2 separate regions of the Homo sapiens genome follow, and region 1 is linked to region 2. A link is an interaction called in ENCODE POLR2A ChIA-PET data of the cell type or tissue named here. Cell type or tissue: GM12878. All regions are shown on one strand. Links, peaks and the distances in the headings refer to the core of each region. The heading gives the core; the rest is flanking DNA.

The links. ChIA-PET counts read pairs that join two places held together with the same protein. Peaks named below come from ENCODE experiments on the same cell type or tissue, not always from the same donor. Only the 100,000 strongest peaks of a DNase experiment are listed, where the experiment ranks them.
Region 1: POLR2A ChIA-PET joins it to region 2 with 7 read pairs; 1 of 35 experiments calls an interaction of 5 or more read pairs at or near these places.

Annotation. Positions count from the first base shown.
Region 1 is chr14:64,399,255-64,414,478 of GRCh38, forward strand. MTHFD1 (methylenetetrahydrofolate dehydrogenase, cyclohydrolase and formyltetrahydrofolate synthetase 1) reads left to right here. Exons shown (of 28, transcript NM_005956.4): 2 at 1,539-1,623; 3 at 11,836-11,895; 4 at 13,218-13,271. Among named protein-coding and RNA genes, the nearest start is that of MTHFD1, 19 kb to the left of the region's middle. In GM12878, for the core only: no CTCF peak of the experiment used is centred there; a DNase peak (open chromatin) is centred at 10,407; H3K27ac peaks cover 1,763 bases.
Region 2 is chr14:64,667,506-64,682,753 of GRCh38, forward strand. No RefSeq gene overlaps it. Among named protein-coding and RNA genes, the nearest start is that of PLEKHG3, 29 kb to the right of the region's middle. RefSeq lists enhancers at 7,881-8,381, 8,382-8,882, 12,459-13,003. In GM12878, for the core only: a CTCF peak has its summit at 4,210 (motif pointing right); DNase peaks (open chromatin) are centred at 4,226, 6,376 and 9,166.

The DNA of each region.
Region 1 (15,224 bases), core at 4,425-12,424, 270 kb before region 2:
AGTGTTGGTCTAAGTTTTCATTTATTTACTATATGATTTTGAATGCCATCAACTAATACATTTTCAATTATCCCTGAACCCTGTGGCTCAGTTAGTGTCAGTGGGAGTAAGAAAAGATCCACGTGTCCGGGAACAGTGGCTCACGCCTGTAATCCCAGCACTTTGGGAGGTTGAGATGGGTGGATCACGAAGTCAGGAGTTCGAGACCAGCCTGACCAACATGGTGAAACCCCATCTCTACTAAAAATACAAAAATTAGCCGGGCGTGGTGGCACGTGCCTGTAATCTCAGCTACTCAGGAGACTGAGGCAGCAGAATCGCTTGAACCCAGGAGGTGGAGGTTGCAGTGAGCAGATATCGCACCATTGCACTCCAGCCTGGGCAAAAGCGAGTCCCCATCTCAAAAAAAAAAAAAAAAAAAAGAAAAAAGAAAAAGATTCACATCTACTTGAGGCCTGGAAAATTGTTGGGAAGTTCCTGTACATATTAAACCAGATAATGTCCATTCAGTGGTGTTTTTATTTTATTTTATTTTATTTTGGAGACAGTCTTGCTCTATCGTCCAGGCTGGAGTGCAATGGCACCATCATAGCTCACTGCAGCCTCAACCTCCTGGGCTCCAGCCATCCTCCTGCCGCAGCCTCCTGAGTAGCTGGGACTACAGGGGCCTGCCACCACTCCCAACTAATTTTTTATTCTTTGTAGAGATGGGGTCTCACTATGTTGCCCAGGATAGTCTTAAACTCCTGTTCTAAAGCAATCCTCTTGCCTTAGGTTCCCAAAGTACTGAGATTACAGGCATGAACCATTGCCTGCTCCTGGCCAGTGTTTTTGATTTAAAAGAGAAATACAGGCCGGGTGCAGTGGCTCACGCCTGTAATCCCAGCACTTTGGGAAGCTGAGGTGGGGGGATCACCTGAGGTCGGGAGTTCGAGACCAGCCTGACCAACATAGAGAATCTCCACGTTTACTAGAAATACAAAATTAGCCAGGCTTGGTGGCGCATGCCTGTAATCCTAGCTACTCGGGAGGCTGAGGCAGGAGAATCGATTGAACCTGGGAGGTGGAGGTTGTGGTAAGCTGAGATCGCACCATTGCACTCCAGCCTGGGCAATGAGAGCAAAACTTGGTCTCAAAAAAAAAGAGAAATACAGGCCGGGTGCAGTGGCTCACGCCTGTAATCCCAGCACTTTGGGAGGCCGAGGTCCTAGATCGCTTGAGCCCAGGAATTCAAGACCAGCTTGGGCAATGGTGAAACCCATCTCTACCAAAAGTACAAAAATTAGCCAGGTGTGGTGGCACAGACCTGTAAAGTCCCAGCTACTCAGGAGGCTGGGGCGAAAGGATCGCTTGAGCCCAGGAGGTCGAGGCTGCAGTGAGCTTTGATTGTGCCACTGTACTCCCAGCCTGGGTGACAGAGCGAGACCCTGTGTTAATAAACAAACAAACAAATAAAAGAGAAATACATCTAATAATCTGCATCACTTATTTGTGCTTGAAACATTCAGTGTTAACCCCACCCTTTCCTTTTTCTCTAGGCAAATAAGGGCGAGACTGAAAAATCAAGTCACTCAGTTGAAGGAGCAAGTACCTGGTTTCACACCACGCCTGGCAATATTACAGGTATTATGATAGTGTATTTTCATTAATGTTGTCTTTGCTTGATTTCTCAGTATCATTTCAGACCTCTCCCTCTACTTTCCTCCTTTTTTTTTGGCTGTTGTGTAATCTCATGCCTTTTCAGTCTCTCTTGGCAGGCTCCCCCCTTTGGCTCAGCTTCTAAATGTTGGCATATCCTGGCCCTCTGCTCTTCTCTGTGGATACCCTTTCTCTAGGCCAGTGTCTCTTAACCTTTGGTCTTAGTAGGGCCCCTTTACAATCTTTTTTTTCTTTAATTTAATGTATTTATTTATTTATTTACTTTTGAGAGACAAGGTCTTACTCTGTTGCCAGGCTGGAATGTAGTAGTGCAATCATAGCTCACTGTAGCGTTGAACTCCTGGCTTCAAGCAGTCCTCCTGCCTCTGCCTGCCAAAGCATGGGTATTACAGGCGTGAGCCACTGTACCTGGCCCCGTTTACACTCTTAAAGATGTAAGACCTCAAGAAGCTATTGTTTATACAGATTTATCCATTAATGTTTACTATATTAGAAATTAGGAAGTTTTGGCCGGACACGGTGGCTCCTGCCTGTAATCCAGCACTTTGGGAGGCCGAGGTGGGCAGATCACCTGAGGTCAGGAGTTTGAGACCAGCCTGGCCAACATGGTGAAACCCCATCTTTATTAAAAACACAAAAATTAGCTGGGCGTGGTGGTGGGCGCCTGTAATCCCAGCTACTCTGGAGGCTGAGGCAGGAGAATCACTTGAACCCGGGAGGTGGAGGTTGCAGTGAGCCAAGATTGTGCCACTGCACTCCAGCCTGGGCGACAGAGAGATTCCGTCTCAAAAAAAAAAAAAAGAGAAATTAGGAAGTTTTAAAAATGTTTATTCATTTAAAAATGCCAATAGTGAGCTCATTTATTATATGTTAACATAAATAACATTTTATGGAACAAAAACTTTTTTAAAAAGAAAATTTAGTGAAAAGAGGGGCATTATTTTATATTTGTGCACACCTCTTTCCTGTATGGCTTAGTAGAAGAGAGCTGGAGTCCTATCTGCCTCTGCATTCAGTCTTTTGCTGTGTGCTGGTTTGATTGAAATATATGGAGAAAATTTGGCTTCATACAGATGTGTAGCTATAAAAGGGAAGAATTTTTTTAACAGTCCTTCCAGGTAATTGTGGGTATTTTTCTTTGATGTTGTACCAGGACTCAGTAAGTAAATTTTAAAAGATTAGTTGCAATGTAGAATCTGAAACTCTATCAGTGAACTTTGATACTTTGTTACATCTTCTCAGACTTGCACACTTTGTTACATCAAAATGTTACATTTGGAATGAATATTTACCCCATGCATGGTTTTGTAACATCCTTTGTTCCTCATTTGGAAAATAATAGTTCCCGGAATTATGCAGATCTTCCAAATGTTAACATTTCATTATGCAATATGAAAGAATTGGAATCATTAACATCACCAACAAGCTCATCAGAGAAGTTTTCAAGTATTGAGAAGCTGTCAAGCTCACAGGGGTGGATAAAAAATTTTAATTTTCACCCAAAAACTCACATTTTATCATTGGCAACAAATACAATTAATTGTTTCCCTTGAAATACCAGTTTCACTTTATTCATTTTTGAGAAAATATTTGTCAAATACTCAAGCCTGAATAATCATTGCTTGTCAGTTGTTATTTCAAGTAGGTGTTTCATATAAAAATGCATCTGTTTCAGCTAACAAGGCAAAAAAGCACAAGTGCAGCCTGGACAACAAAGTGAGATCCCATCTCCACAAAAAAATTAAAAAATGAGCCAGGAGTGGTCGTATAGAGGTGTGGTCCCAACTACATGAGAGGGAGACAGGAGATCACTTGAGCCCAGGAAGTCGAGGCTGCAGGGAGTTGTGTTCATGCCACTGTACTCCAGCTTAGGTGACAGTGAGATCCTGTCTCAAAAAAAAATAAAAATAAAAATAAAAAAGCACTAATGCTTTAGTAACAACCACAACCACTGTACTTCTGTATATAGCAGAAGTGCATTATGAGTGCTTCCCAATTCCTTACATAGACTATTAAAAACACATGCACTCAAGAGTTGAGGTTTATTTATATATATATATTTTTTACTTTTTTGGGACAGAGTTTTACTGTTACTCAGTGCAGTGGCACAATCTTGGTTCACTGCAACCTTCATCTCCCAGGCTCAAGTGATCCTCCCACTCAGCCTCCAGAGTAGCTGGGATTACAGGCATGCGCCACCATGCCTAATTTTTTTTTTTGAGACGGAGTCTTGCTCTGTCGCCCAGGCTGGAGTGCAGTGGTGCAATCTTGGCTTACTGCAGCCTCCGCTCCCAGATTCATGCAATTCTCCTGCCTTGGCCTCCTGAGTAGCTGGGATTACAGGCACCTGCCATTGCACCCTGCTAATTTTTTTTTTTTGAAACAGAATCTCGCTCTATCCCCCAGGCTGGAATGTAATGACATAATCTCAGCTCACTGCAACCTTTGCCTCCTGGGTTCAAGTGATTCTCATGCCTCAGCCTCTGGAGTAGCTGGGATTACAGGTGCCACGCCCAGCTAATTTTTGTAATTTTAGTAGAGATAGGGTTTCACCATTTTGGCCAGGCTGGTCTCGAACTCTTGACCTCAGGTGATCCACCTGCCTCAGCTTCCCAAAGTGCTGAGATTACAGGTGTAAGCCACTGCGCCCAGCCTTAATTTTTTGTATTTTTTTGTAGAGTTTTTTTTTGCCTTGTTGCCCTAGCTGGTCTTGAACTCTGGGACCCAAAGTGATCCTCCCATTTTAGCCTCCCAAAGTGCTGGGATTACAGGCATGAGCTACTGCGCTTGGCCTTAATTTTTTGTATTTTTTTGTAGAGACGGTTTTTTGCCTTGTTGCCCAGGCTAGTCTCCAACTCCTGGGCTCAAAGTGATCCTCCCGCCTTGGCCTCCCAAAGTCCTGAGATTACAGGCATGAGCCACTGTGCTCGGCCAAGTTGAAGTTTAAGAAAATTAATAATGTATATTTCTTCATCAAGGGTGGTCCTAGTGAAACTGGCATTTAGTTTTACTGGGAGTGTGTGGTAGTGAAGGATACCTTGACTACTAGTCCAAAGCCATTGTCTTGATTTGTGCTGGTTCACTAGTAGTCTTACACACCATTGCTTTTGCACCATCGGTACAGACGTTAACACAATGAAAAAGGCAAACAACATTGTAGTGGTATTATTATGAAGCTAGTCTGGCCCTCATAAATCTTTGAAAAGGTCTTGGGGTCCCTCAAGAGTGTGTGGGCCACATTATCAGAACCATTATTTTAGGCAGTTTCATCTATCAGGCCAGTGACTTCTAAATCTAGATTTCTTCTGAGCTCCAGGCTCTTGGTCTGGGACACCACTGGTTTCCTTCCCACCTTCAAGTCTCCTTTGCTTGTTGTTGCTCATCACCCTAATACCTAAACCATTTGAATGCCTTGGGCTCACCCTTGAGATCTCTTCCCCATCTTATTCTTTCCCTAAGTAACCTCACCCAGTCCCATAGCTTCATGAGGGAATGCTTCCAAATTTAGGTCTCTATCCAGTATTTCTTCCCTGAGCTCCAGATTCACCCAGTAGGGAGATATTCAATACATATTTTTACGGACAAATGTATGAAGGAATGTTTGCAATCTTGATTTGGATGACAGGAAACTCACGGCTTTCATTTGAAACTCCCATCAGAGTTTCACCCAAGTTGGACATAGTCTCCTTCTCAATCTCTTTATTTGTATGTCTCCAATAGATCATTTAATCCCTTGCTAAATTTCTATCCCTTGTTCATCAAGAATGTCAAGGTGGGCATGGTGCGGTGGCTCATGCCTATAATCCCAGCACTTTGGGAGGCTAAGGCGGGTAGATCACTTAAGGTCAGGAGTTTGAGACTAGCCTGGCCAACATGGTGAGAACTCATCTCTACTCAAAATACAAAAATTAGCCAGGTGTGGTGGTGCACACCTGTGATCACAGCTACTCAGGAGGCTGAGGCAGGAGAATCGCTTGAACCTGGGGGACAGAGGTTGCAGTGAGCTGAGATTGTGCCACTGCACTCCAGCCTAAGACTCCGTCTCAATTTAAAAAAAAAAAAGTCAAAGTGAATAGTACTTAAATATTCCCCTCTCCTCCTCTGCTGTTTGTCTAAGAGGGCTTAGCTGAGAAGAAAAGCACAGAAGGCCTGTCACTCTCTGCCTGGCATGTTCTCTGCTGTGGTGGATTTTCCCTTTTTTGCAAATTACTAAGAATCAAAAGTATATATTGTGGGTGTATACTGGTACATTTGGTGGCTGGTTATTTCTTGGCTTATTTTTGCAAATTGTTTGTTGTAGAAAGAGTAAATGTCATAGGCAAGAAGTATACCCTTTTTAAAGCAACATTGGGGGTGTTTTTTTTCCTCCATTTTAAAAACTGACTTCCAACCTTGTTTTTTAAATTTATTGATTACAAATGTTTTTATTACATAAACACTGTTCTACAGCTCGTCTCCTACGTCCTTGCTGATAAAACAGTGGTAGAATCTTTTAATTTTGTACTTTAGCACCAGAGTCAACAGCTTTCTGTGATACAAGGTTTATATAATATGTTGTAATCACATCTCCCTGCCTCAGACCTCTAGTCTTTTTCGCTGTGGTGCTGGCACCACCATCTTCCCACATTCCCTGAGCTAGAAGCCTGAGGCCGTCTCCTTAGGAGCTCTCTTCCTCACTCCCTGCATCCAGTTAGGGGCTATTGTCCTATTGATTGTGCCTCTCATCAACTCTTGGAATCTGTTGCCTCCCCTTGATTCCTATTTCTCCCAACCCTGGGGCCACTATAGTTACCTGCTTAATGATTTGGGGTTCTATCTATATACCTCCTGTCTGTCCTCCTGACTGCAATTGCAATCCTTGTTAAAATGCAAGTCTGATCACAATCTATCCAGCCACACTCACTCTCCATCCTTTACCAGAATGATAGTACAAGTTGAGTATCCCTTATCCGAAATGCTTGGGACAAGAGTGTTTTAGATGTTGGAATCTGTATATACATAGGGATGAGATCCAATTCTAAAGCAAAATTTATTTGTGTTTCATTATATACCTTATACTTGTAGACTGAAGGTAATTTTATATATATGTGTGTGTGTGTATATATATATATAATAATAATTATTATTATTATTATTTTTTTTGAGACTGAGTTTTGCTCTTGTCACCCAGGCTGGAGTGCAATGGCACGATCTCGGCGCACTGCAACCTCCACCTCCTGGGTTCAAGTGATTCTCCTGCCTCAGCCTCCTGAGTAGCTGGGATTACAGGTGTGTTCCACCACGCCTGGCTAATTTTTGTATTTTTAGTTGAGATGAGATTTCACCATGTTGGTCAGGCTGGTCTTGAACTCCTGACCTCAGGTGATCCGCCTGCCTCGGCCTCTCAAAGTGCTAGGATTACGGACATGAGCCACTGCTCCCGGCCAATTTTATATATTTTTAATAATATTTTGCATGAAATGCACTTTTAACTGTGTTTTGACTGTAAGCCATCACATGAGGCCAGGTGTGGAATTTTCTACTTTTGGCGTTGTCAGTGCTCAAAGTTTCTGATTTTGGAGCATTTTTTATTTGTGGTTTTTTTTTTTTTTTTTTTTGAGACAGGGTCTCACTCTGTTGTCCAGGCTGGAGTGCAGGGGTGTGATCACAGTTCATTGCAGCCTGGATCTCCCAGGCTCAAGCTATCCTCCCATCTCAGCCTCCTGAGTAGCTGGGACTACAGGCATCCAGCTAATTTTAGTATTTGAGACAGAATTTCTCCATATTGCCCAGGCTAGTCTCAGACTGAGCTCAAGTGATCCACCTGCCTTGGCCTCCCAAAGTGCCGAGTCACCGCACCTGACTGATTTTGGATTTTTGAGTTAGGGATCTTCAACCTGTACTACTTATATAGAGTGTCTACAATAATTCAAATTGTTTGTTTATATTTCTAATCGTTCTATGTTTTATACTACCCTACGATGTAGGAGATGTCCCCTTATAGCCATAGTAACTCATGCTCAAAGATCTTGGGTAGCTTGCCCAAAGCCAGTCAGGAAGGGACTGAGTCTGGGAAATGAACCCAGATCTGTCTCTAAAACCCATTTGTTCTTCCCCTTTGTTTTCCTAATTCCTTAGCAATGCATTCAAGAACATTCATGATCTGGCCCAAGTATATATTTAAAAGTTGAGTTTTCATTTTTTTTTAATAAAGTGGATGAGTAACTTCCCAAATAACTGAATATTTATAGGAAATTAAGACTTGACTTTTCATTATAAGAGATACTAATGGGCTAGGCATGGTGGCTCACGCCTGTAATCCCACCACTTTAGGAGGCCAAGGCGAGTGGATTGCTTGAGCCCAGGAGTTCAAGACCAGCCTGGGAAATATAGAGAGACTTTGTCTCCAAAAAAATACAAAAATTAGCTGGTTGTGGTGGTGCTTGCCTGTAGTCCCCACTACTGAGGAGGCTGAGCTGGGAGGATTGCTCACGCCTGGGAGGTTGAGGCTGCAGTGAGCTGTAATCGTGTCATTGCACTCCAGCCTGGGTGACAGAGCAAGACTTTGTCTCAAAAAAAAAAAAAAGTTTCTGGTAAGGTGATAGAAATACAGCCTCAGCCCCATAGCCTCATTAGTATCTCTCACTCTCTCTCTTTTTTTTTTTTTTTTGAGTCAGAATCTTGTTCTGTCATGCAGGCTGGAGTGCAGTGATGTGATCTCTGCTCACTGAAACCTCTGCCCTCCCCTGTCCCCCAGGGGATCCTCCCACCTTAGCCTCCCAAATGAGCTGGGACTACAGGCACACCACCATGCCCAGATAATTTTTGTATTTTTTGTAGAGATGGGGTTTCGATATGTTGCCCAGGCTGGTCTTTAACTCCTGGGCTCAAGCAATCCACACACCTTGACCTCCCAAAGTGCTGGGAGTATAGGCATGAGCCACTGCACCTGGCCAAAAAACTGATTTTTAACAGTATTCGGGAACTATTCAGAGTGCTTTATGTATAGTAACTCATTCAGTCCTCACAAAATACATGGACAGAATACAGTTAATAAACTCAACTAGCCTGTATCTTCATAAGGTTTTCTGAAACAGAAAGAAAAATGAACCAGTAGACCAATACCCAAGATATCTTACGGTGTAGAACACAGATTAGTAAACTGTGGCCCGTATCCAAATGCTGCCCAGTTTATAAAGAGTTAAAAAAGCAATAGCAGCAGCTGCTGTGACACGGTATGTGTCCCACAAAGCCTAAAATATACACCGTCTGCCCCTCTACAGAAAGTTTGCAGACTCCTGGTATAAAAAAAAAGTGTCCCTAACCTGTTCTGGAATAGGATCTTTTTTGGATGATGTAGTACTCAGCCACCTTCAAGGAGAAATCAGCATTCTTTTTTTTTTTTTTTTTTTTGAGATGGAGTTTCACTCTTGTCGCCCAGGCTGGAGTGCAATGGCACGATCTTGGCTCACTGCAACTTCTGCCCCCGGGGTTCAAGGGATTCTCCTGCCTCAGCTTCCCAAGTAGCTGGGATTACAGGTGCACACCATCATGACTGGCTAATATTTGTATTTTTAGTATAGATGGGGTTTCACCATCTTGGCCAGGCTAGTCTCGAACTCCTGACCTTAGGTGATCTGCCCGCCTTAGCCTCCCAAAGTGCTGGGATTACAGGCGTGAGCCACCATGCCCGGCCAGAATACACGTTCTTTAAACATTCTTTTTGCATCTAGTCTATCAATGGTTCTATAACCACTTTCCCCTATAAAATGCCTATACTGGCCAAGTGTGGTGGCTCACACCTACCTAGCACTTTGGCAGGCTGAGGCAGGAGGATTGCTTAAGCCCAGGTGTTTGAGACCAGCCTGGGCAATAGAGAAACTCCATTTCTACAAAAAATACAAAAATTGGCTGTTTGTGGCAGCGTGTACTGGTAGTCCTAGCTTCTTGGGAAGCTGAGGTGGGAGGATTGCTTGAGCCTAGGAGTTGCAGGCTGCAGTGAGCCATGATCATGCTACTGTACTCTAGGCTGGGTGGCAGAGTAAGACCCTGTCTCAAAAATAATAAATAAATAAATAAAACCTATACTAAGAGTGACTCTTTGAATTGGCTTTTAGATGTCTTTTCCAATAAAACTTTGACATACGCTCATAACTATAACTATTAAGTTTTCTTTCTGGAACTGGTTGTAGTTTTAGTGTTTTAGACAAACTCCTTCAGAAATATTCAGGCCGAAAATAGTTACATGTAAAGGAACAACAACAGCGAGAGACTTCAGACTTCTCCTGTGTGACATTAGATGCCAAAGACAACATCTCCGAAGGAAAATGCTGTCACTCCAAATCAGGCAAGGCCAGTCAAGTGCAAGGGACAGCAGAAAAATATTTTCAGTTATACAGACTTAGAAACATGTCCACCTACCTTTCCTGGAAAACTGACTTATAAGTTACATTTCACTTACTTGAAACATGAATGAAGATAAATTCTAGAACAGAGAAGTTGTGGCTTCCTTACTGGCAGCAAGTGATAAAACAATTTAATCTCAGAGTTAAGACTAAATAACTAGTGGTAGGTATAAATATGAATGAAATTGTAAAAAAATAATACTTTTGTATTTAGAACCACCTCCTTTCCTACTTTGATCTAAAAATTCCGGAATGTATCAAATCTGGTAACTGAACCAGTGAGGGTTGGGTGGTGGGGCAAAGAACATACATAGAAAGTGACCAAAGAGGAAACATGAGAGGCACGAAAAGTCTAGGGAAGCCCCTACGAGAAGCATCTAATGTACTTAGATACAAATAACCCATTAAAAAAAAAGGTAGAATTCCCCTCAAAGGACTCTTCTGGCTCTTGCAATTCAAATTAGCACCACAAAACTGAGAACTGTCTGTATAAGGGACAACTGAAGCTAAGATTCAGGCCATGTCCTGAGATCTGAGGAGAGCGTCCAGTAATAGCACCAATATGACAAGCTCAGAAAATCCTGTGTTACAAAAGCCGGCTTCTTTCTCTGCCATGGTCCTGTTAAAAGGAGCTGTGCTTCAGTTGTCTTTGATATGAAGGGACCACCACCTTTCCCTCTGTGATACCCTCTGCAATTCTGGGAGAAACACAACTTATGGTAGCATGTATCAACCTTGAGAAGGAGAAATACCAACCACTGGAGCATGAAACAATATTAGTACAATAAAATTTTACAAATAAATGGTTATAATGATAAACTATAAATATGTTCATGGTCAAAGAAACAGAGGGAACATAGTGAGACACTGCATGGTGGTTCAAAGGATTTAGCCTCTGCACTACAAGTTTCTCCCTGTCTCTCTCTTTTTTTTTTAAGAGACAAGGTCTCTCTCTGTTGCCCAGGCTGCCCAGGCATAGTACCATGACTCACTGTGCACTGGTGCAATCATGGAAAAACTCTTGACCTCAAGTAATCCTCCCACCTTGGCCTCCTGAGTGCTGGGACTACAGGCAGGCACCACTATGCCTGGCTAATTTTTTGTAAAGATGGGGGGGGGGGTCTCACTATGTTGCCCAGGCTGGTCTCGAACTCCTGGGCTCAAACGATCCTCCTCCCTTGGCCTCCCAAAGTGCAGGGATTATAGACCTGAGTTGCTGCACCCGGCCTCCTCTCTGTGTTGGGGCCAGCAGATTGCCCTTTGTCTTGCCTGGCTGTTTATTCTGTGTAAACTAGAGGGAGGTCCTTCCACCCTCCTTTCTATTGTCTGTGTGGCGGGGCCAGGGAGCTTTCCATTGCCCCTGCGGGTGGGGGAGAGGGTGTGGAATGTGCCCTCTGGGTGCTCCTGCCTCTCAGGCATTTTTCTTGCCTGATGACAGTTTCTCAGCCCTCCATACTCTGTTTTTCTGGTATGGCAGCAGAAATCCCACATGTTTCTAGTAGGCCTGCAGCATCCTTGCTTAGTTTCCAGTGCAGATGCAGATATCCTCTACTTTCTGTTTGGGGTTTGGCAGTGGGAACCAGGTGGGCCTTGTTTAGGGGAGGGGCTGTAACACCATCTGTGTTCACATAATCCCTCCTGCCCCCACAGCCTCCCTATACTCCTGTAAAAGTTCTCTGCAACAAGAGTCGCATGATTAAACATTTCTTTTATTAAAACTAAAATTGTAGAAGCTTTTCTGTGCACTTTGCCTTTCCCTAATCATCTGATTTGCATGCATTTATTATTCTAGGTTGGCAACAGAGATGATTCCAATCTTTATATAAATGTGAAGCTGAAGGCTGCTGAAGAGGTAACGCCAGAAGAGCTGTGCCATCACCCTCCCCAACCTCCACCTGGGTCCTATCGATTACCCCTTGCCCTTTTTGGTCCTCCCTGTGAAAACTTTTATCACCCACAGGAGACATTAGTTTATCTATTTTGTAAGTCAGAAATGGGTGGGTTAGATCTGTGGCCTCTGGTTTGCCCGTGAGTTTTTGTTTTCTCATTAATGATTTTCTTCCCAAAGAGCAGGATGTCAATTGAGGAAAGTGACAAGTCTCGATCATTTTAGGAGATTTATTTGCCAAAATTAAGGACACACCTGGGAGACAGGTCTATACCTTTCTCCGAAGATGATTTCGAGTTCTCCAAATTTAAAGAGGAAAGGGTGGGTTATTGAAAAGTACACGTTTTCATGTAAGAGGTGGGTAGGGAAAAATAGTCATTCATGACCTTCTCTGGCTCAGTGAATCTGCATTTTTTACATAAGATGACAGATGGCCGGACGCGGTGGCTCACGCCAGTAATCCCAGCACTTTGGGAGGCCGAGGCGGGCGGATCACCTGAGGTCGGGAGTTTTAGACCAGCCTAAGAAACATGGAGAAACCCCATCTCTACTAAAAATACAAAAAATTAGCTGGGTGTGGTGGCGCATGCCTGTAATCCCAGCTACTCGGGAGGCTGAGGCAGGAGAATCGCTTGAACCTGGGAGGCGGAGGTTGTGGTGAGCCAAGATAGTGCCATTGCACTCCAGCCTGGGCAATAAGAGTGAAGCTCCAACCAGAAAAAAAAAAGACGATATAGACAAGTGGGGCAGAGGAAAAATGCAGGCAATCTGCATTTTACATAAGATAACATAGACAGAATTGGGCAGGGGAAAAATCAGATATACATTTGTGTCTGGTGGGCTGGGGGGATTTACATTGCCATGGTGAAATTTTAACAGAAACATCATAAAGATGTTGCAGCTCACTACGAATTTCTTTGTGGGCAAAATATGGGGGAGGCATGTAGCTTTTCATCTTGTAACATCTTATTTAGGAACCAAAAAGGGGGAGGCAGATTTGCATGACCCAGTTCCCAGCTTGGCTTTTCCCTTTGACTTAATGAATTTGGGGTCCCAAGATTTAATTTCCTTTCTCAAGAAATAGCAAGCATGACATTGCTGAAGTGCAGTGGTGGCAATTAACAAGTGAATGATGAATGGGTTGAAGTGAGGGACTCATTCTTCAGAACATATAAGGGTGAAATGATGACCAACACCTCCTTGCTTGTTAGTCATGTCTGTAAAAGAAATGGTTCAATATCTCAAGTTGTCTTGCCATTTACCTGCTTTTAATGTCTGTTTTGCAGATTGGGATCAAAGCCACTCACATTAAGTTACCAAGAACAACCACAGAATCTGAGGTGAGCTTTTATGAGTTGATTGTGAAGAGGGAAGGTGAAGTGGTTTCCTCTCTGGTTTTGGTTTACGGGGGCTTTGGGGACTGACACATTTAGCCAAGACCTCCAGGTATTTTTTTTTTTTTTTTTTTTGAGACACAGTTTTGCTCATGTCACCCAGGCTGGAGAGCAATGATGCGATCTCGACTCTCTGCAACCTCCGCCTCCCAGGTTCAAGCAATTCTCCTGCCTCAGCCTCCCGAGTAGCTGGGATTACAGGCGCCCACCGCCTCACCTGGCTAATTTTTATATTTTTAATAGAGACGCGGTTTCACCACGTTGGCCAGGCTGGTCTTGAACTCCTGACCTGAGGTGATTTACCCGCCTTGGCCTCCCAAAGTGCTGGGATTACAGGCGTGAGCCACCACGCCTGGCACCTCCAGGTATTCTTTCTTCACAGACTCCCACAGAGGAGATGGTGCAGGGATGAACATTTGGTACTCAAAGTGTGACTGCAGTACTGTTTGCTTCCAAATCATCTGTTGTGTTTGTTAAAACTGATCCTTGGAGCCAGGCACGGTGGCTCATGCCTGTAATCCCAGCATTTTGGGAGGCCGAGGTGGGCAGATCACCTGAGGTCGGGAGTTCGAGACCAGCCTGGCCAACATGGAGAAACCCTGTCTCTACTAAAAAATACAAAATTTGCCAGGCGTGGTGGCGCATGCCTGTAATCCCAGCTACTTGGAAGGTTGAGGCAGGAGAATCACTTGAACCCGGGAGGCGGAGGTTGCAGTGAGCCAAGATCGTACCATTGCACTCCAACCTGGGAAAAAAGAGCAAAACTCCGTCTCAAAAAAATAGGTAAAACCGATCCTTGGCCTGTAATTATCTGCATTCTAAAAACCAAATATGTATTCCTTTTATATGAGGTTCAGGACTAGGCAGAACAAATCAGCGGTGATTAAAGTCAGAACTGTGGTTGCCTGTAGGTGGGAGATTAATGCTAAACTGTAGGAGGATAAAGCAACTTTCTTGAGGTTATGGCAATGTTCCATATATGCGCTGTCCAGTATGGGAGCCACTAGCCCCATGAGGCTATTTGAATTTAGTTAAAATGAAATAAAATTAAAAATTCACTTCCTTGGTTGTACTAGCCACTTTGCAAGGATTAAGTAGCTGCTATTGTATTGTAAGGTGCAAATTATAGAAAATTTCTGCCATCGCAGAAAAGATGATTGGACATTGCTGCTCTACATCTTGATTTGGATGATTGTAACATGGGTATTATTGCTGTAATAAGTTATTAGAGTTCTTAGCTCTTTTTATTTTATTGTATTGTATTTTTAGAGACAGGGTCTCACTCTTTTGCCTCAGCTGCAGCACAGTGGTGTGATCATAGCTCATTGTAGCCTCAACCTCCTAAGCTCAAGTGATCCTCCCACCTTAGCCTCTTGAGCAGCTGGGACTATAGGCATGAGCCACCATGCCCAGCTAATTTTATTTTATTTTTGAGGCAGAGTTTTACTCTTGTCGCCCAGGCTAGAGTGCAGTGGTGCAATATTGGCTCACTGCAACCTCCACCTCCCAGGTTCAAGCGATTCTCATGCCTCAGCCTCCTGAGTAGCTGTGACTACAGGCATGCGCCACCACGCCCAGCTAATTTTTGTATTTTTAATTGCCCATATTGCCCAGGCTGGTCTCAAACTACTGACCTCAAGTGATCTGCCCACTCAAGCCTCCCAAAGTGCTGGGATTACAGGCGTGAGCCACCGCACCTGTCCCCGCTTTTTTTTTTTTTTTTTTTTTTTTGAGACAGAGTCTTGCTCTGTTGCCCAGGCTGGATGCAGTGGCATGATCTCAGCTCACTGCAGCCTCCGCTTCCTGGGTTCAAGCGATTCTCATGCCTCAGCCTCCTGAGAGGCTGAGATTACAGGCATGCGCCACTATGCCCGGCTTATTTTTTATATTTTTGTAGAG
Region 2 (15,248 bases), core at 2,655-10,654:
CTAGGGAGGGCCTCAAAAAGCTTACAGTCATGGATGGAAGGCAAAGGGGGAGGAGGCCTGTCACATGGTGAGAGAGGGAGCAAGGTGCGGGGCAGGTGCCACATTGTCTTAAACAATCACATCTTCTACAAACTCATAGAGTGAGGACTCATTACCATGGGGAGGGCACCAAGCCATTCATAAGGGATCTGCCCCCATGACCCAAACACCTCCTACTAGGCCCCACCTTCATCACTGGGATCACATTTCAATATGAGATTTGGAGGAGCCAAATATCCAAACCATATCCAAGCCAGAGAGGGAAACTGTGAACCTTTTGTGACAGGCTAACAGAAAAGTTCTGTATTTCAAGGCTAAGTACATCATCTTAATTATATGGTGATGGGGCAGATGGTGAATGCTTGGGTTAGAATTTTGATTTATTTTATCATAGGCTTTGGAAGTTTACATAAGAGGTAAAAGAAAACTTGTTGGTATTCTCTGGGACATGGTGTAGAACAGTCAAGAATCCCTCCCCCCAGGAAAGTGCTGTCTGTGGTTCATACCCTGCTAAGATGGGTGTAGAGCTGGTGCCAGGCACTCCTCTTGTGGATATACTCAGGGGCCCTGTCAGTTTGGTTGGACCAGCAACATTTTCAGGGTTTGTCCTTGCAATGCGTCTCTTCCGTGGGTGAATGAGAAGGTGAGGACTGATCTTTACCTCTTATGGAGAAGTAAAGAGATTCTGATAAAAACCTGTTTGGACTAGGGAGCAACCACTTCTGCAGGAGAGACAGTTACATCCAGGGCTGCCCTGATTCTTCACTCCCATCCCCAGGTCTGTGCCAGGGCCTCTCAGAAGACAAGAGTGACCCACAGTTACTTCCATTTTTTTGAGGTTCCTAGTATATTAAAATATGAAGAAATGCCAACACCCCCCACCAAAAGATGGTGAGAGCGGTGGTGTTTTTTGTTTGTGTGTTTGTTTGTTTGTTTGTTTTGAGACAGAATCTCACTCTGTCACCCAGGCTGGAGTGCAGTAGCGCGATCATGGTTCACTGAAGCCTCAACCTCCTGGGCTCAAGCAATCCTCCCACCTCAGCCTCCCAAGTAGCTGGAACCACAGGTGCATGCTACTGTGGTGTATTTTAAATGTTTACATTTGACAAATTAATACTTCTATCACAGAAAAAAATAGTAAAGGTAATGTGTTTTTGCATGATAATTCCAGGGTACATTTTAAATATTTTACAGTGCTCTACAGGCAGTGAGGAACACAAGTTGAGAGTTCTATCCTGAACATTGCTTCTTTCAGACCTGTCATCTGGAGCTAATGTCAAAAGCCAGAATGTGGGGCCCTTTGTTAATTGTGAGATGAGAGCCTGTGCCCCTCTATACCTTACCCTCACCCCTAAATAGGCCCACAGGCTCCCTTACACCTAACAGCTGCTGCTATTCTCTTGGGTTGGAGTGAGATGGTGGAGAATCAAAAGCTGTGTTTTAGTGCTGAAGCCAGTTCTTATTACAACTTTTCTCTGCAGTTTATAAACAATTTGCTCTTAAGATCTTAGCAGTCTTTCTGAACAATCCAGTATGTTTGTTTGCTGCTGCCCAGCAATGCCTGCATGTTTTTGTGGATTTTATTTTGTTTTTAAATTTTCTTCAAAAGCTGTAGTTTATTATAAGGGCAAAGGCAGCAATTATTGGCTCTCCAAATGCAGTCAATCTGAGTGTCAAGTAGATCCTTATTTCAGTCCTCATGGGTCTTGCTTGTTGACCTTGCTCCTGCAAGGAGTGTCTATGAGCTTGCCTTGGCCCTGGTCCTAGGCCCCTCTCTTTTTCTGTAACCTCAAACCCAGATGGCCATGCCCCTTGGATGATGTGGTAGTGGTACTATAAGCCCAAGGATCCACTAAAGGACTCATTTTGAGAAATTTGGCAAAAGAAGTTTGGCTCTATTAGGACATCTTTAAACAAGAGTGAGAGGACATGTGGCATCCTGGATGACTGCCAAGGTCGAGCTGGAGTTCTCTGGAGTGATTTGGGTGCTAAATCCTTGGGTGGGGTCCTGACTATGAACTGTTTCTTTATTTTCCAATTGTAACAGTCTCTGAAGGTAAAACTAGCATCAGCAGTATTAATCGTAATAACAATAGGAAATAGGCTGGGCGCAGTGGCTCATGCCCGTAATCCCAGCACTTTGGGAGGCCGAGGCAGGCGGATCACGAGGTCAGGAGATCGAGACCATCCTGGCTAACATGGTGAAACCCCGTATCTACTAAAAAATACAAAAAAATTAGCCGAGCGTGGTGGTAGGCGCCTGTAATCCCAGCTACTCGGGAGGCTGAGGCAGGAGAATGGCGTGAACCCAGGAGGTGGAGCTTGCAGTGAGCCGAGATCGCGCCACGACACTCTAGCCTGGGTGACAGGGCGAGACTCCGTCTCAAAAAAAAAAAAAAAAAAAAAAGGAAATATTTCAGCATACCTATTATGCACCAGGTATTAGTCTAGTCTCATTTAATCTTCACCATGACTCAGTGAGATACAAACTATTCTATTATACCTATATATTTTTAGAGATGAGGTCTCACTATGTTGCCCAAGCCGGAATGCAGTGGCAATTCATAGGCATGATTGTAGTGCACTACGGCCTCAAATTCCTGGGCTCAAGTCACCTTCCTCCCTCAGCCTCTTGCCAAGTCACTGAGAACACAGGTGCATGCCACCACACCCAGCTTTGGGTACTCTTTTTATGTCCATTCCACAGATGAAGAGACCAAGTTTAAAATGGATGACTTGCCTCAAATCACACAGCTATTGAGTAACAGAGCTAGGATTTAAAGGCTGGTTCATCTGACTCCACATTTCAGGAAGTCTTATTTGGGGGTTTCTAGAAATAAGAAGCCTTATTTGGGTTTCTAGAGAAATTTCTTTTTCCAAATCAACTTTATTTTCCCCAGACCCTTTTTGTGAACAGAGTTTACATCAATGAAAAGAAGGCTCCTACAGTGTGGCGTGAATGCCAGTGACGGGAACACCAAAAGCTCTGAACCTCAGGATCAGGGAGACCACAGCCTGCTCCTGGGATTGTCATGAGCCATTTGGCAGGAGGTGGATCTGCACAGTCATGGAGACCAGACTCCTAAGCAGGTCACCTAAGTAAGGTTTCCCTGTACGCTCTCCACAGGGCCTGGGAACTTCAGAATCTTGCCACAGGAGGAAGCTTGATGAGTATTCACCCTCTGATGTTGTAGACAAGGAAACTGAGGTCCAAGGAGATTAAGTAAAGTGCACCCTGTCTGCACGTCCAACATGGGTCTCCTGGCTCTCACACCATTTAGAGATGAGCCATTTTCTCAATAACAAAGGCAAGGCCCTGAGAGATAGTGTAATTGACCAAGCTTCTTCAGGACAGGGATGTGGACTCCACTCCCTTGGGGTCCAGCAAATGCCTTAGTAACAGTGGCTTGTGGATGGAAGGTGTTATTCAAGCCCTTGCTGGATGAATAAATTATATGCACCTGTTTCTCAAAGTTGCCTTAGTGAAAGAATCATTTGGGGCACATGTTAAAGATGAAAGTTCTAGTCTGAATACTAGACTAGAATGAGTCTATTCAGGACCCTGATAGAACAGTGTATATATATATATATATATATATATATATATATATATATATATACTTGTAAATATATATATATATATTTGCAAGCTGTATATATATATATATATATGCAAGCTGTATATATATATATATATATATGCAAGCTGTATATATATATATATGCAAGCTGTATATATATATATATATATGCAAGCTGTATATATATATATATGCAAGCTGTATATATATATATATGCAAGCTGTATATATATATGCAAGCTGTATATATATATGCAAGCTGTATATATATATATGCAAGCTGTATATATATATATGCAAGCTGTATATATATACACACACACACACACACACACACACACACACACACTATATATATATATATATCTCCACACACACTATATATATATATATATCCAGTATATATCCAGGCAGGACCCTGATACACTGTTCTCACTCTTGATCCAGATAATCCCTAACCCATTATCACCTCCCTTTCATGAACTGAAAGTAGTTTGTTTTTAGGTTTGGCTCTATTGCAGGGCTGGATCTATTGCGATTCTGAACACTCATTTTAACCATGACCTTCCTTACCTCCTCTAGGGGGCAGAAATGAACCACTTGTTCATTCTTTGGGGCTGAACTTTGCGACTTTCTCAGACTTTCATAAGAAAACAAATACCCAGAGGAGATCAGAAAGAAAGCAGATCTTATACATGCTTTTCTTACTAGGTTGAAATGCAGTTGCAATCTAGACTCCTCTAAGAGACAAAATACTGTTAGGCACTCTGGCGTTGAATTCAAGCTGACCCAAGTTCAAATCCAGAATCAAACAAGGGTTGGAGAATGCCTCCCATCTTTATGATCCTAGCAGGCTATTTAAATTAATGAAGCCTTAGTTTCTTGTTCTATAAAATTCTAATACAGTCAGCTTTCCATATCCACAGTTTCCACATCTGTGGATTCAACCAACCACAGATAGAAAATATTGAAAAAAACCCAACAATAAAAACAACAATACAACAAAAATAATACAGATAAAAACAATATAGTATAACAACCATTTGCATGGAATTTACATTGTATTAATATTTGACATGATAAGTTATCTAGAGATGATTTAAAGTATAGGAAAGTTGGCCAGGCACAGTGTCTCATATCTGTAATAACGGTACTTTGGGAGGCCAAGGCAGGAGGATCGCCTAAGGCCCCAGGAGTTTGAGATCAGCCTCGTAAACATTAGTAAGACCCTGTCTCTATAAGAACTTAAAAAAAAAATCAGCCTGGTGCTGTGGTGCACCTGTAGTCTCAGCTACTCAGGAGGCTGAGGCAGGAGGATTGCTTTAGCACAGGAGTTTGAGGCTGCAGTGAGCTATGATCATGACACTGCACTCCAGCCTGGGCGAAGGAGTAAGACTCTGTTACAAACAAACAAAGAAACAAAAAAGTATATGGAAGGATGTGCCTAGGTTATATGCAAATACTATACCATTTTATATCAGAAACTTGAGTATCCGTGGATTTTGGTATCCAAGGGGGTGCTGGAGCCAATCCCAGCAAGATACTGAGTGATGACTATAAATAATACCATCTTAACAGGATGGTTATGAACCTTATACTGCAACTGCTAAGAGAAAAAGTCAGCTGTTATTATTACCACAACTATTACTACTGCTTCCTATAAAGGCATGTGATTATTAACTCTGTTAGGAAGGTAGACTCCACTTTTTTAAATAGTTGGCTAAAGCTCTCTAAAGAGACATTCAGCCCACTCTTTTCTGGGTTCTGTACTAGGATGACATTTCACATCCTGGGAGCCAACAATGTGAATAACACAGAGGCTACATTAGACAGAAGGAAACGTGTTGGTTTCCTTAATAAAATCGAACTCATATTTCCTGAGATTGGCTCTGGCTGGCAGGAGACTCTCCACATGGGAAAAGCGGTTAGATCTCTTGGCTGTGTTTTGCCCTCCAAGGCTCACCTTTCCTGGGAGATTTCTCCCTCGTCTCACTGGTACCACCAATGGGTAAGGAAAGCCACACCTCACTCCACCCCACCCCTGGGGGGACTTCCCCTTCACTACCAACATCACGGAATCTGGCTTTGATTTGATTGAGGGTGGCAGTGAGTTTCTTTACCCAGAGACTTGGGGATTATCTTCTTTTTAGCTTCACCTGGAATAGCTTGCAATGTCGGGATCCTTGTTTCCTAAATTGAGATAATAAGAATGAAAATGATAGCAGTGGTTTCCATTTGTTGAGCACGTCTTCTGCGCGACGGCTTGCTCTCATTCCATCTGTACTACAACCCAGTGAATTTGTCCCCATGACGACTGTCATTGTAAAGATGGGGAAACAGAAGCACGAGGAGGAGGTTAGGTCACTTGCTCAAGGCCTCAGGGGTAGTCGGTGAAAGAGTTTAGGACGAGAACCCAGCAGTCTGAACTCACTTGGCTCTGAATGGAGGTGGATAACCACAGACACTGCCTTCCCACCCCTAGAGACACAGAGAGAGCTTCAGTTCCCTGGGTGTGACCCTTTGCTAAGGCACATGGTGGATGAAGAAGGTGTGTACAGCTCCTTTAGGGCAGTCAGCTTGCAAATGTCTGGCCTAGGTGAGAAGAGAGACACCTTTGAGGTCCTCCCACATCAGACAAATTGAGCCCTGCCCCTAAGCACAGATGCTGCTCCCTCTTGTCTTACCTTTTCACCTCCTTATTTATTTACCACTGTGAGGACAACACTCCACAGGGCATGTGAAGACACAGCCCCCGCCCTGGAGCCTCAGAATTTGTCACCGTCACTGGGAGTTGAGGAAATTGCAGTGTTGAGGTTTCTTGCTTCTTCCTCACTGAGAGAGAAAAACCCCAACTGTCAACAAACCTCAAACCCATCGATCAAATGATGCCTGCGGGCAGGAGCTGGGCAGCAGGGTGTATCTGTGGCAAATGAGATCACGAGAGGGCCTGGGCACAGAAAACAAGGTGATAGAAGACAGACGATGAGAAGAGAGGAGGAAGATTGTGCAGAAGGGGAGGAGTGCATGGAAGGGAGGGAGGCCCTTGTGCATGGATTCCCTGGGGAACCAGGCTGCCAGGGCAGAGGGCCAACAGGTGAGGAGGAGAGGAGGGGGCTATAAGTGGGGGGGATCTGAAGAAAGAGCTTCTGTGTCCTAAGAGGTGGGGGAAAAAAAAGAGAGAAATAACCCAAAGAAAGTGTTGCAGAGAACCAATAAGATTAGAATGTCAACGATCCAGACCCATGACCCTGGGGACTGTTGTCACACAAGGGTCTGGTGGTGGGGTTGGGGCAGCTGTGGAGGTTGCTGCTGGTCCCAGTTTTGTCCATATAAAGCAATTCGCAGAGAAGGCTGAGTGGAGGAGGAGGAAGCTGAGATAGTAAAGGAAATAACGTTTAAAAGTTTAGCACAAGCTGGGCGCGGTGGCTCAAGCCTGAAATCCTAGCGTTTTGAGAGGTTCATGTAGGTGGATTGCTTGAGCCTAGTTCAAGACCAGCCTGGGCAACATGACAAAACTCTGTCTCTATAAAAATACAGAATGTTAGCTGGGTGTGGCGGTTGTGCCTGTAGTCCCAACTACTCGGGAGGCTGAAGTGGGAGGATCACAAGAACCTGGGAAGTCAAGGTTGCAGTGAGCTGAAATCTTGCCACTACACTCCAGCCTGGGCAACAGGAGTGAGACCTTGTCTCAAAAAAAAGAAAAAAAAAAGCTACATTTTACATGATTTTATTCATATAAAATTCTGGAAAAGGCCAAATTACTGAGATGGACATCAGGTCGGTGAGGGGGTAAGGGGAGCATGACTGACTACACAAAGGTATGAAGAACCTTTTCGGGGTGATGGAATTGTCCTTATCTTAACTGAGGTGATAGTTACGCAATTGTACACATTTGCCAAAACTCATTGAAAGTTACGTTTTTTTTTCAGACAGTTTCGCTCTTGTTGCCCAGGCTGGTGTGCAACGTCGTGATCTCGGCTCACTGCAACCTCCGCCTCTCAGGTTTGGGAGGCCGAGGTGGGTAGATCACCTGAGGTTGGGAGTTCAAGACCAGCCTGACCAACATGCAGAAACCCTGTCTCTACTAAAAATACAAAAATTAGCTGGGCATGGTGGCGCATGCCTGTAATCCCAGCCACTCAGGAGGCTGAGGCAGGAGAATCGCTTTATTAAGTTTTATTTAGTTAGTTTTATTAAGTTAGTTCAGCCTCTTCTTGGATAAAATTTCAGCCAAGTCCCTGCCTGGACTGTCACCTCCTCTCTGGGTGTGTCCCCTTCCTGCCTCTCCCGCTCCCAGCCCCACCCTGTGGATAACTCTGGGTGCAGGGCTCTGTGTTGCCCTCTGGTCCTCAGTGGCCTTTACATCTGCTGACATCCACAGTCAGGGGTCTGGCTGGGAGGACCTGGTGGTTTACCCGGCTTGTGGGTCCTGTGCCAGCTTTGCTGGTCCTGTAGATACAAACCGGAACCCCTCCCATGTCCCCAGTGCTTTCCATTTATCTCTGGGCTTCAGCCTGAGGCAGGTCCACAGGCTCTCAGCTCTCAATCACCTGTGCATTCCCTAGGGCCTCCTAGGGACTTCTGGGTTTCTCCCAGCCGCACTCAAGCCAAGGGGAACTGAGGTGGGGCAGTGTGAAAGGGGTGGAACACCTAAGGTCCCTGTCCCAGCTTCAACACACCTTGCTGTTGTCTCTACTTTGCTGGAGCCACTCCAGGTGGACATAAGGACATGCTGGAAGGCGACTGACTGCTCCAGGGCTCCAATCAAAAAGTGGGGCACGGCCGGGTGCGCCTGTAATCCCAGCACTTTGGGAGGCCGAGGCGGGTGGATCCCTTGAGGTCAGGAGTTTGAGACCAGCCTGGCCAACATGGTGAAACCCTGTCTCTACTAAAAATACAAAAATTAGCTGGGCGTGATGGCACACGCCTGTAATCCCAGCTACTCAGGAGGCTGAGGCAGGAGAATTGCTTGAACCTGGGAGGTGGAGGTTGCAGTGAGCCGAGATCATGCCACTGCACTCTAGCTGGGGTGACAGAGTGAGCGAGACTCCAACTCAAAAAAAAAAGTGGGGCACACATGGTTTTTTGGAGTGGGGAGGGACAGGGTCTCACTCTGTTACACAGTCTGGAGTGCAGTGGCACAATCATGGCTCACTGCAGCCTCAACTTCTGGGCTCAGGCAATCCTTCAGGCTCAGCCTCCCAAGTAGCTGAGACCACAGGTATAAGCCACCACACCCAGCTAATTTTTTTATTCCTAGTAGAGATGAGGTCTCACTATGTTGCCCAGACTGGTCTTGAACTCCTGGGCTCAAGCAGTCCTCCTACCTTGGCCTCCCAAATTGCTGGGATTACAGGCCTGAGCCACCACACCTAGCAACATATGTCATTTTTGTCTCTGACATGCTCTTGACCTCTGTGGAGTTTTTCTACTGTTGTACATGCCACCGACAAGGTTTGACAAGGGTGAGAGAGCACTGGCATCTGATGTCCATCCCCACTTACCCGCTTTCAAGCTCCAGAGGGTTCACACTTCCTCTTTCTGTTTTTCAGAGACTTCCTTTCCCTCATATTTTCCCTCTTCCCTGCCCTGTGGATTTTTCTAGAAAGGTATCTACCTTTCTCCTTCCCTAGGACACAAGCCCTGTGGTGCAATGACAGCATATGGCTTACTGATAATGAAAATGGTTTTGAAAGTGGTTCAAAACAGTATCTCCATTACTGTAGGGTTTTAAGAATAAGATAGTCATGTTTTTGTTTTGCCTTTTTTTTTTTCCTTAAGACAGGGTCTTGCTCTGTCGCCCAGGCTGGAATGCAATGGTGCAATCATGGCTCACTGTAGCCTCAACCTCCTGGGCTCAAATAATCCTCCCACCTAGCCTCCTGAGTAGCTGGGACTACAGGCATGTGCCACCATGCCAGGCTAATTTTTCTATTTTTTGTAGAGATGGGGTTTCACCATGTTGCCCAGGCTGGTGTCCAACCCCTGGGCTCAAACAATCCTCCCACATCGGCCTCTTGAATTGCTGGGATTACAGGTGTGAGCCACCACACCTAGCCAAGGTAATCATTTCTAAATGCCCTTTAAAATAATACAAGTTTTCTAAACTAGAGGAGTTTCATCCATTCAGACATACAACACACATTTGATTATCTTTTCCCCCAAGCCTTTCATCCTTTTGTGTTTCTAATCCACCCAGGCACCACTGTCAGAAATTGGGACCCCTTGTTTTATTTGACTTCTGCCCCCACTCTGTCACTGTACATTCTTCCTCTTTAAATGAGAACAATTTTTATCTCTGCATTCTCTCCCATGCCCACTGCTACTGCCTTAGTGGAGTCCCTCAGTCTTTCTGGCTTTTGGAATGATTTTCTGATTGACCCCCGAAGTTGCCACTGCTCATCCTTCTTGCCACTGGTGTGGTTTCCAAACATGTCAGACTGCCGATCCTCTGTAGGTCCCTGTGCCGGTGTGATGTGGCCCCTGCCCATCTCTGAAGACTTGACTCCTTCTCCTTTACATGCAGCCTCTGCCCCAGCCACACCACATGACTTGCAGGGGCCTAGTGTGCTGTGCTGGTCCACAGCTCTGTGCCTTTGTGCATGCTGTTCCTCCTGTTCCAATGTCCCTCATCACCTTCTTATAATTTGACATACAGCACAGAGATCTCCTTCTCCCTGGGGCCTTTCTGATCCCTCCCAGCAAGAATGCTGTGCTTTGGGTTAGCATGGTCTCAGCTTGCCTCCATTAGGATGCTTGTCACATGGAATTGTGTCACAGTGCTAGGCTGTGAGCTCCTCGGAGCCAGCGATAGGCACTAGTAACCTCAGTTTCCCCAGCATTTAGCACAATGCCTGACTCAAGCCAGCCCATTGAATGAATAACGACAAGCACTAGCCCTGGAGCTAGTCAAGACCTTGAAGATCACTGGGTTCCAACTTTCCAGAGAGTCTCAGAGAAGTTAAGTGACTCACTCAACCTCACACAGCTAATTGGTGACAAAACTAGATCTGGGCCAGGCACGGCGGCTCATGCCTGTAATCCCAGCACTTTGGGAGGTCGAGGTGGAAAGATCCCCAGAGGTCAGGAGCTTGAGACCAGCGTGGCCAACATGGTGAAACCCCATCTCTACTAAAACTACAAGAATTAGCCGGGCGTGGTGGCGAGCGCCTGTAGTCCCAGCTACTTGGGAGGCTGAGGCAGGAGAATCACTTGAACCTAGGAGGTGCAGGTTGCAGTGGGCTGAGATAGCACCAGTGCTCTCCAGCCTGGGCAACAGAATGAGGCTCTGTTTCAAAACAAACAGGCCAGGCATGGTGGCTCACGCCTGTAATCCCAGCACTTTGGGAGGCCGAGGCGGGTGGATCACCTGAGGTTGTGAGTTCGTGACCAGCCTGACCAATATGGAGAAACCCCGTCTCTACTAAAAATACAAAAGTAGCCCGGCGTGGTGGCACATGCCTGTAATCCCAGCTATTCGGGAGGCTGAGGCAGGAGAATCACTTGAACCTGGGAGGCGGAGGTTGTGGTGAGCCAAGATTGAGCCATTGCACTCCAGCCTGGGCAACAAGAGCAAAACTCCGTCTTAAAAAACAAAACAAAACAAAACAAACAAACATACAAAAAACCACACACACACACAAACTAGACCTGGTCCTTTGACTCGAAGTGCACAGCTCTTTCTACCACTCTGACCTCTAGACACAAGAGAGGGATGAGGTAGGTAGGGGGAGTGGTGGGGAACCAGGCTGTGGGCAGGGGATGATGAGAAGACACCAGAGGCAGAAACTTAACTCAGAGCTGATTGAACTTTTTCTCAAGCTGGAAAATGGGTCAACTCCACAAAGGATTCTTTTTGTCAAACCCTGTTCCTCTCACCTATGCCATTGGGATGATGCAGTCTATGTCAACAGCAGCTGACACCTGAAGTTACAATAACAATGGCGTGGAATCAATTTCAATAAAAGCCTTGCTTCTTTTTACTGCTGATTTGTTTGAAGCCCAGACAATTCATCTAGCCTGATTACACGAGGGTTCTCACAGAGATTTTATTGCTTCATTTCCTTTTCTTTTCTTTCCTTTTCTTTTCTTTCTTTTTCTTTCTCTCTCTCTCTCTTTTTTTTTTTTTTTGACAGAGTCCCACTCTGTCACCCAGACTGGAGTGCAGTGGAGCGATCTAGGCTGACTGCAACCTCCACCTCCCAGGTTCAAGCAATTCTCCTGCCTCAGCCTCCCGAGCAGCCAGGACTACAGGCACGTGCCACCATGCCCAGCTAATTTTTGTATTTTTAGTAGAGACGGGGTTTCGCTATGTTGGCCAGGCTGGTCTTGAACTCCTGACCTCAGGGGATCTCCCACCTTGGCCTCCCAAAGTGTTGGGATTACAGGCGTGAGCCACCACACCCAGCCACTTTGTTTCTTTAAAAACAAAATTTGTATGTTGTGACTTTAAAAGTAGCTGTGCTAAATAAATCCTCATCTCATTCCCTCCTGGAGACTCAGTGTGGGGTGGCAGAAAGAGCACTGGGGTCACACGGACCCAGGGCTGAATCTTGGCTCTGAGGCTGGCTAATGGCACAACCGAGGGCAAGTCATTTAACTGCGCTGAGCCTGAGCTTTGCGTTTTTAAGAATGGAGGTCGTGATACTCTTCCCGGTGGTTGTTCTGGAAATGAAGATGGGCCCTAGAGAAGTAGCCAGCAGAGCGGGGAAAGCCTGGTTCTGGAGCCAGAATACCTGGGCACCTGGGTTTGAATTCCACTCCTTGCCAGATGAGTGACCTCAGACAGGTTACAAACCCTCTCTGTGTCGTAGCTTCCTTCACTAGTGTGTGGGGTACTTGGACAATGCCTGGCACATAGTCAACATCACCTTAGTGTAAGCTGGAGAAAACATGCAACATGGTGCCAGGCACTAAACACACACGAGTTCCTTTCTTCTTCCCCTCCCAGAGGAGCCCAATTCTGTGCGTCCCTCTGGTGGATACACAGGACCTTAGCCTAGGCTCTTCAGCCTAACCCTGTAGCAATTTATGATACTTCTGAAGAAATCAAGTCCTCCCTTTTCTCTGTACATCCAATGATGAGTAAACTCTCACTTGTCACTGTAGTCACCACGTTTTCACTCTCTCTGGCCCCTTAAATGGAGCCACAGTCCTAGCAGGCCTGTGCTTATACCTCCAGCCCTCATGCTTATATCCCAGGAAGCATGAGTGAAAGCCTAGCCCAGGGACAGGGCAGCGTGATCTCCTGCCCGGCTTGACTCACGGTGATTTGTTCAGCTCTGTGGCCTGGGCCCTGGCTCCCGAAGCCTCCCTGGGGCCTGTTTGGACCTGTTCTTTCTCAGGTTCATTAGTCCCAGCTCACTAGCTAGACTCTCAACTCTGCATGCCAGCCCCAGTCACTTTCCCCATTCTGACACGCCCGTTTGCTCTCAGAGGCCCCAGCCCCCAGCCCTGGAACTGGTAGAGGGAGGCAGCCTGGGCCAGAGGCCAGGGGCCAGACTCTGAATCTAGAAAAGGAGCCAGAGTCTTGTGATGCTGAAAACCAAGACAGCGAAAATCTGTGGGTCCTGCTTCTGTGTCTTATAGAAACCCTTCTGGCTGTAGCAGTTCCAGGCCCAGGATCTGGATCTCAGAAATAAAAGAGACATTAGAACTCATCTGGGCTGGCTCTTCCCTTATCTGAAGCAAGAGGCCACACTGTAGCATCCCAGGCAGGGTGTCCTCCAGGCCCTGAGTGAAGTGCCCTGTAATGGAGAACTCACTGCCTTTCCACCCCGCCCACACCATGGCTATACCCGTGTCTAGAAATTCGGCTTCTGGAACTCTGACCCAGTGCTAGCTGAGGCAGGAGGATTGCTTGAGCTCAGGAGTTTGAGATCAGCATGGGCAACCTAGTGAAATCCTGTCTCTTTTTTTTTTTTTTTCTTTTTTTGTGAGACAGGGTCTCATTCTGTCGCCCGGGCTAGGGTGCAGTGGCCCGCTCACTACTCACTGCAACCTCCCCTTCCTGGGCTCAAGTGGTCCTATCGCCTCAGCCTCTGGAGTAGCTGGGACCACAGGCATGCACCACCATGCCCAGCTAATTTTTGTATTATTTAGTAGAGATGGGGTTTCGTCATGTTGCCCAGGCTGATCTTGAACTCCTGGGCTCAAGTGATCTGCCTGCCTTGGCCTCCCAAAGTGCTGGAATTACAGGCGTGAGCCTCCGTGCCTGGCCAGGAACTGGATTTTTTTATTTAAAAATTTGTAATTGAGTAACATGTAAATTTAAATTGCCACATGTGTAAAGTACTATCTTGAGTAGAAAAAAAGCCAGCACAGTGGCTCATGCCCGTAATCCCTGCACTTTGTGAGGCTGAGGCAGGAGGATCACCTCAGCTCAGGAGTTTGAGACCAGGCAGGGCAACATAGTGAGACCCTACATCCACCAAAAGAATAGGAGAAATTAGCCAGGTGTGGTGGTATGTGCCTGTAGTCCCAGCTACTCAGGAGGCTGAGGTGGGAGAATCACTTAAGCTGGGGAAGTCGAGGCTTCAGTGAGCCGTGATCTCGCCACTGCACTCCAGCCTGGACAACAGAGTAAGACTCTCAAAATAAATAAATAAATAAAAATAAAGAATAAATTACCAAATGTGGCTAGTGGCTGCCGTATTAGACAGCACAGGTCTGGAAGGCGGGGGAGGCTCAAATGGACACGCCCTGTTGGCTCTGCTGACTTCATCCCAAGAGGAAGAGGGAGGCTGGGGGAGGACCAGAGTGGGGCTCCCAGGGCCTAAGGAAGATACTAGAGAGGGAAATGAGCCTGTCTCAGAAGGACACTGCCATATAAGGCTTTGTTCCTGGTGGGAGGAGCCCTCCAGATGTCTGAGGAGAGGGAAGCTGAGGGCCGGGGGCAGGGGGAGGGGGAATGATTTAAGGGCACCCCCAAAGAAGTCCTCCTGAGATTTCTTTTGAGACGGCGTCTCACTCTGTTGCCCAGGCTGGAGTGCAATGGCACGACCTCCTGAGATTTTTACAGGGACCCGTTTCACATAAGAGGTCTGCTTTGGTAGTTCAGGCCTGCAAGGACTGTGGGTCTTGGCAGAGAGAGGAGGCACTGTTATTTTTTCTTCTGAGGCCATGTGAACGGGGCAGGCCGTGTGCATAGTTTCCATGGCATAATCTGACTATAAAGCCCTGTGTGTCTGTGGGGGAGGGACAAGGAGAGGCCCTCGGCCCAGCCTCAGTCAGAGCTGGGCATGGGCCCAGGAGGCACATTCCCTCCCAATTCCTGCAAGGTCCCGAGCCGTGGGCAGGGCAGGGCTGGCCGGAGCTCTGGAAGCTCATTTGGTTGCTGACTGGGGTGAGGGTGTTAGCTCTTCCAGATGCCAGGACATGAGACAAAGGAAAGGTAATCTCCCAAGAACTGGGCCAGGCTGAGGCTCAGGCAGAACACAGGATGTGAATTCACTGGGAGGCACAGCAAAGGCAGGCGAAGGAAGGCCTCCTTGTCTGCACCTGGCTACTGCCTCCTACCTGCAAAACAGAAGCTACTGCCAGGCTGGCCGGGGCCCAGCCCTGAGGAGGAAACTGAACAGGATCATTCGCCTAGAGTGATTGTCAGCGGGTTCACCAGACACCTTTCTC